Linked DNA regions of Homo sapiens: region 1 is linked to region 2. Evidence: read pairs that join two places in POLR2A ChIA-PET (ENCODE). Cell type or tissue: endothelial cell of umbilical vein. All regions are shown on one strand. Each heading gives the region's core, and the rest is flanking DNA. Links, peaks and the distances in the headings are about the cores only.

Region 1 (2,911 bases), core at 262-2,761, 800 kb after region 2:
GACAAAATGATAGAATGGAACCCTGCCCACTTTTCCCCCAACAGAAATGACCCTGCCATACCAAACACTGGCTCAGACACCATGGGCCTGCCTCAGTTTCCATCTACTTGAAGGTGGCATCAGAGATGGGAGGTCTCTGTGGTGGGTGGGGGCAAGGGCCAGGGGTCCAGAAACCAGCTCTGAACCCGATTGGGAAGGACTGCAGCAGACCCTGGGCTCAGGAGGACCTGCGGAAGGTATGGCCAGTGTGACTGCTGAAGCCTGAAGAGGAGGCAGATGGCGTGCTTGCATGATGTGCAGGATGATGATAGAGCCTCATCCTCCCCCCATGAACACATGTTCTCTAACTGCTTTCAGGTGTCTTAGAGTGAGTGAGACTGAGTGATGGGGACTCGTGGGCGAGACAGTTGGGCTCCAAAGAGGCAGCTCAGAAGCGGCTGGGAGAGGAAGGCGGGTGGGTGAGAGGCGCCAGGCTCAGTGAAGAGGAAGGGTGGAGGGGTTGGGGGAGGGAGGAGGTCAGAAGCAGGGTGCCCAGTGACCAGGGGTGGTGGAGACTCAGTGAGGGGAAGGGGAGGGCTTGGGAGGATGACTCAGTCAGAGGGGAAGAAGAGCTGTTCAGTGACTGTGCTGGGGCTCAGTAGGGGGAAGGGGCTGAGTGTGTGCAAAGGTGCTGGCGGAGGCTCGCCATGGGGGAAGGGAGGTTCAGTGAGGGGCATGGGAACTCAGAGAGTTGGAGGGGCTCAGTGAAGATGAGGGAGGCTCAGGAGCTACCAGGTTGCCCCCAGCAAGGAGGCTTGCCCTGCTGAATGATGGTGTCCCTTTGAACAGTCTCTTTTGTGTCATGCAATCATAGGTCTTTCTCAGGGCAGAAGCCCCTCATTGCCATGGTGGTGGGGAGATGGACAGGTGTTTTGCCTTCATGAGGCAGATCACTGCTCCCAACTCCTCAAGGACTGATTCAGGGGAAGAAGACTAGGACTTATCTCCACCCCCAACCACTGGCCAGATCCAGAGAACCAGTCAGACCCGGGTTGAAAACCAACACACACTGCCCATCTGGGTGACCTTGGGCAAGTAATTTATCTGAGTGGGAGAAGATGCACAGTATATATTTATTGAAGGAATGAATGTTCTCTGTCTCGTGATATCATCCCTAAGAAAGGGAGATTGATAGCCGTCTCTTCCTGATGAGAAACCAAAGTCCAGAGAAGTGAAGAGGCTTGCCCAAGTTCACACAGCAGGTAAATGGCCAAGCAAGAATTCAAACACAGATATGACCCACTCCGTGGTCACTCCTTACCTCCCTGTTCTCTGACAATGCTCCCTGTTGCTATCCTCTGTGGTATTTCCTATGAGTCATATGTATGTATTTGTTTATTGTTTAATTATTAATAGTCTCTCCCCCTTGACTGGTTTTGCTTATCACTAGAATCCCCTGAAGTCAAGCAGAGTGCCTGGCCCCATAAAGCACTCAATAAACATTTGTCTGAATTGAAAAATTTAGGCCGTGCACAGTGGCTCACGCCTGTAATCCCAGCACTTTGGGAGGCTGAGGCAGATGGATCACCTGAGATCAGGAGTTCAAGACCAGCCTGGCCAATGTGGTGAAACCCCATCTCTACTAAAAATACAAAAATATGGCCAGGGACGGTGGCTCACACCTGTAATCCTAGCACTTTGGGAGGCCGAGGTGGGTGGATGATGAGGCCAAGAGATCAAGACCATCCTGGCCAACATGATGAAACCCCACCTCTACTAAAAATACAAAAAATTAGCTGGGCGTGGTGGGGCAAGCCTGTAGTCCTGACTTCTCAGGAGGCTGAGGCAGGAGAATCGCTTGAACCCGGGAGGCGGAGGTTGTAGTGAGCTGAGATCATGGCACTGCACTCCAGCCTGGCGACAGAGCGAGACTCCATCTCAATAAATAAATAAATAAATACAAATACAAATACAAAAATTAGCCAGGCGTGGTGGTGCACATCTGTAATCCCAGCTACTCAGGAGGCTGAGGCAGGAGAATTGCTTGAACCTGGGAGGCAGAGGTTGCAGTGAGCTGAGATTGCGCTACTGCACTCCAGCCTCGGCAACAGGAGCAAGACACCATATCAAAAAAAAAAAGAAAGAGAGAGAGAGAGAGAGACGGGGGTGGGGGGAGACAGAGAGAGAGAGAGAGAGAGAGAGAGAGAGGAGAGAAGAGGAGAAGAGAAGAGAAAAGAAAAGAAAAGAAAAGAAAAATTAACCGGGTGTAGTGGTGCATGCCCATAATTCCAGCTACTCGGGAGGCTGAAGCAGAATCACTTGAACCCAGGAGGCGGAGATTGCAGTGAACCAAGATCACACCACTGCACTCCAGTTTGGGCAACAGAGCAAGACTCCATTAAAAGAAGAAAGAAAGAAAGAAGGAAGGAAGGAAGGAAGGAAGGAAGGAAGGAAGGAAGGAAAGAGAGAGAGAGAGAGAGAAGGTAGGAAAGAAGGAAGGAAGGAAGGAAGAAAAATAAAAATAACACAAGGGTAGGCCGGGTGCGGTGGCTCACTTCTGTATTCCCAGCACTTTGGGAGGCAGAGGCGGGTGGATCACGAGGTCAGGAGTTCAAGATCAGCCTGGCCAAGATGGTGAAACATCTCTACTAAAAATACAAAAAAGTTACCCGGGCATGGTGGCGGGTACCTGTAATCCCAGCTACTGGGGAGGCTGAGACAGAGAATTGCTTGCACCCAGGAGGGAGAGGTTGCAATGAGCTGAGATTGCGCCACTGCACTCCAGTCTGGGCAACAGAGAGAGACTCCGTCTCAAAAAAAAGAAAGAAAGAAAGAAAAGAAAACACAAGGGTAGAGCTTGCTGAGAATGGAGAGTTCCCTTCTCCATTCATTCATTTATTCTTTTTTATTTTATTTATTTATTTATTTATTT
Region 2 (2,911 bases), core at 156-2,655:
TTTTTATTTTTATTTTTTTGAGACAGAGTTTCACTCTTGTTGCCTAGGCTGGAGTGCAATGGTGCGATCTTGGCTCACCGCAACCTCCGCCTCCTGGGTTCAAGCTATTTTCCTGCCTCAGCCTCCTGAGTAGCTGGGATTACAGGTGCCTGCCACACATCCAGCTGATTTTTGTATTATTAGTAGAGACAGGGTTTCATCATGTTGGCCAGGCTGGTCTTGAACTCCTGACCTCAGGTGATCTGCCCGCCTCAGCCTCCCAAAGTGCTGGGATTACAGGCATGAGTCACTGCACCCAGCACCCCCTTCCATATACTTTAAATCATCTCTAGATTACATTACTTAATACTTAGAGGTGAAGCCAGCTGGACTTCTGGGTTGGGTGAGGACTCTGAGAAATTTTCTGTCTCACAGGAGGATTGTAAAATGCACCAATCAGCACTCTGTAGCTAGGATTGTAAAATGCACCAATCAGCAATCTGTGGCTAGCTAGAGGTTTGTAAAATGGACCAATCAGTGCTCTGTAAAATGGACCAATCAGCAGGACATGGGTGGGGACAAATAAGGGAATAAAAGCTGGCCACGCCAGCCAGCAGCAGCAACCTGCTCAGATCCTCTTCCACGCTGTGGAAGCTTTGTTGTTTTGCTCTTCACAGTAAATCTTGCTGCTGCTCACTCTTTGGGTCCGCACCACCTTAAAGAGCTGTAACACTCACCACGAAGGTCCACGGCTTCATTGTTGAAGTCAGCAAGACCAAGAACCCACCAGAAGGAACTAACTCCAGACACAATACAATGTAAATACTATGTAAATAATTGTTCTACTATATTGTTTCAGTAATGACAAGGAAAAAAGTCTGTACATCTTCAGTAGAGACCTTCCTTTTTTTTTCTGAATATTTTCTATCTGTGGTTGGTTGAACCCACAGGTGCAGAACCTATGGATATGGAAGGCTGACTGTAGCTGGAAATCCAGTTAGACTAGATCATGAGGAGTCCTACGCCAACAAGGAAGCTCATTTAGGCAGAGTTGTGAGCAGAATATAGTTTAATAGTGGTACGAATTCCCTTTTCTACTTCCCTAAATTGTTCTGCTAAACTGCCCAAGAGGAGAAAGAACCAGAGTTCAAAGACTTTGAAAGGCAACGGAAATTACAATCCATTAATATACTTTGTTGCCCCGCCCCTCTTTTAGATCCAGCTCTTATCTCATGACCCACTGCCTCTCATTCTGACTTCCCAGACCTGAAACCTAAGCTGCTGTCTGGCAAGGACACTGTGTCCTCAAATGGCCCTCACAAAACCCAACCTTGTCAGGAAGTTACTCACAGATTTTCCTGTAGCTTGCTTGAGTCCTGCTTAGTTCCTAGCTGGCTCATCAAATTCTTTATCTGAGCAGCTGGGGAGATAGGAAGAAAAAGATTTATTTAAAAGAAAAATACATTCATCATGAGTACCCTACTTCTAAGATTCCTGGTCTCTTCCCATTCAGAATAAGTATTAATACATGCAACTAATAGAGACCATGCTATGATCAAAACCTTGACACACACATTCCTCCAAAAACTAATTACAAGGTTCACCTTTCTCCTATAGAGTAACTGTGTCACAAAGTAGAAGGTGGTAGTTTTATCATCCCCCTAAAATTTGCTAGTTTTCCTAGATCTCCTATTGCAATGGTTAAAAATTTCAACACCTTTAGAAGGGCCTCTAGGCCAGATATCAATTTGCAACAATAAAAAAAAAATCAAGTCAAATACAATAATTTTTCTATAGCAAACATTTTTGGAAAGACAATGTATACTTATTACTAATAATGGGTTACCACCAATTGAGCACCTCTAAGTGCCAGGCACTATATACTAAGAGCTTTGTATACACTCTGTTATTAATTTTCACAACAGCAATCTCCAGTAGATGTACTTTTTTATTTATTTATTTTTTTTTTTTGAGATGGAGTCTCACTCTGTCACCCAGGCTGGAGTGCAGTGGCACGATCTCAGCTCACGCAAGCTCCGCCTCCTGGGTTCATGCCATTCTCCTGCCTCAGCCTCCTGAGTAGCTGGGACTACAGGCGCCTGCCACCACGCCCGATTAATTTTTTTGTATTATTAGTAGAGACGGGTTTTCACCATGTTAGCCAGGATGGTCTGGATTTCCTGACCTTGTGATCCACTCGCCTCGGCCTCCCAAAGTCCTGGGATTACAGTCGTGAGCCACCACGCCTGGCCTTAGTAGATATACTTCCATTTTGCAGGTAAGGAAGTGTATTTAGAGAGATTAAGTATCTTATACAAGCATACACAATTAATAAGTAGCAGAGCAAAAATTCAATGCCCAGTACATCAGATTCCAATGGCTATGTTCTTTCAACTGTGCTGTCTATACCATAATACAGTCAAACATATGGTTTTGTTCAGCCTTCTCTACCTTTTCCTAGATATTTGCTAAGACTAGGAATGGTCATGTTTGAATCCTGGATGTTTAACTCCTATCCTAGACCAAGAAAGCAGAGGTCCAGAGGAACTGATCATCTATCAATAAGGAGGAACACTCTAACGCCAGCCTGCCTGGGACTCTGAACACTCCTGTCCCTTACTGATTTCTGCAACAATAGAGCCCTTCATTTATTTTATGCCTTGCTTTCTATTTTCTTTTTCTGGTTACTGGGGAGGGTGGGGGAGATTTATTCATTCATAGAGGTTGGAAGTTAGTTATATGATTTCTTGTTTGCTTGCTTGTTTTCCAAGAGCATTCACTGTCTTCTATTACAAGTAGCTGGAGTACAGAACATATGAATAGAGTACTCATTGCCCAGAAGTAACACACTTACCATCAAGTTTCAACAGAACTTCAAGAAATCACATAACACAATAAGTATAAGGCTCTTCCAGCCATTCAGCTTTCTTTG

Evidence for each region. Peaks named below come from ENCODE experiments on the same cell type or tissue, not always from the same donor. Only the 100,000 strongest peaks of a DNase experiment are listed, where the experiment ranks them.
Region 1: POLR2A ChIA-PET joins it to region 2 with 13 read pairs; 2 of 35 experiments call an interaction of 5 or more read pairs at or near these places.

The regions. Positions count from the first base shown.
Region 1 is chr1:26,989,174-26,992,084 of GRCh38, reverse strand. No RefSeq gene overlaps it. Among named protein-coding and RNA genes, the nearest start is that of TRNP1, 3.1 kb to the left of the region's middle. RefSeq lists an enhancer at 1,113-1,407. In endothelial cell of umbilical vein, for the core only: no CTCF peak of the experiment used is centred there; a DNase peak (open chromatin) is centred at 1,254; H3K27ac peaks cover 1,300 bases.
Region 2 is chr1:27,788,050-27,790,960 of GRCh38, reverse strand. STX12 (syntaxin 12) reads right to left here. Exons shown (of 9, transcript NM_177424.3): 2 at 1,330-1,399. Among named protein-coding and RNA genes, the nearest start is that of STX12, 16 kb to the right of the region's middle. In endothelial cell of umbilical vein, for the core only: no CTCF peak of the experiment used is centred there; a DNase peak (open chromatin) is centred at 1,250; H3K27ac peaks cover 2,012 bases.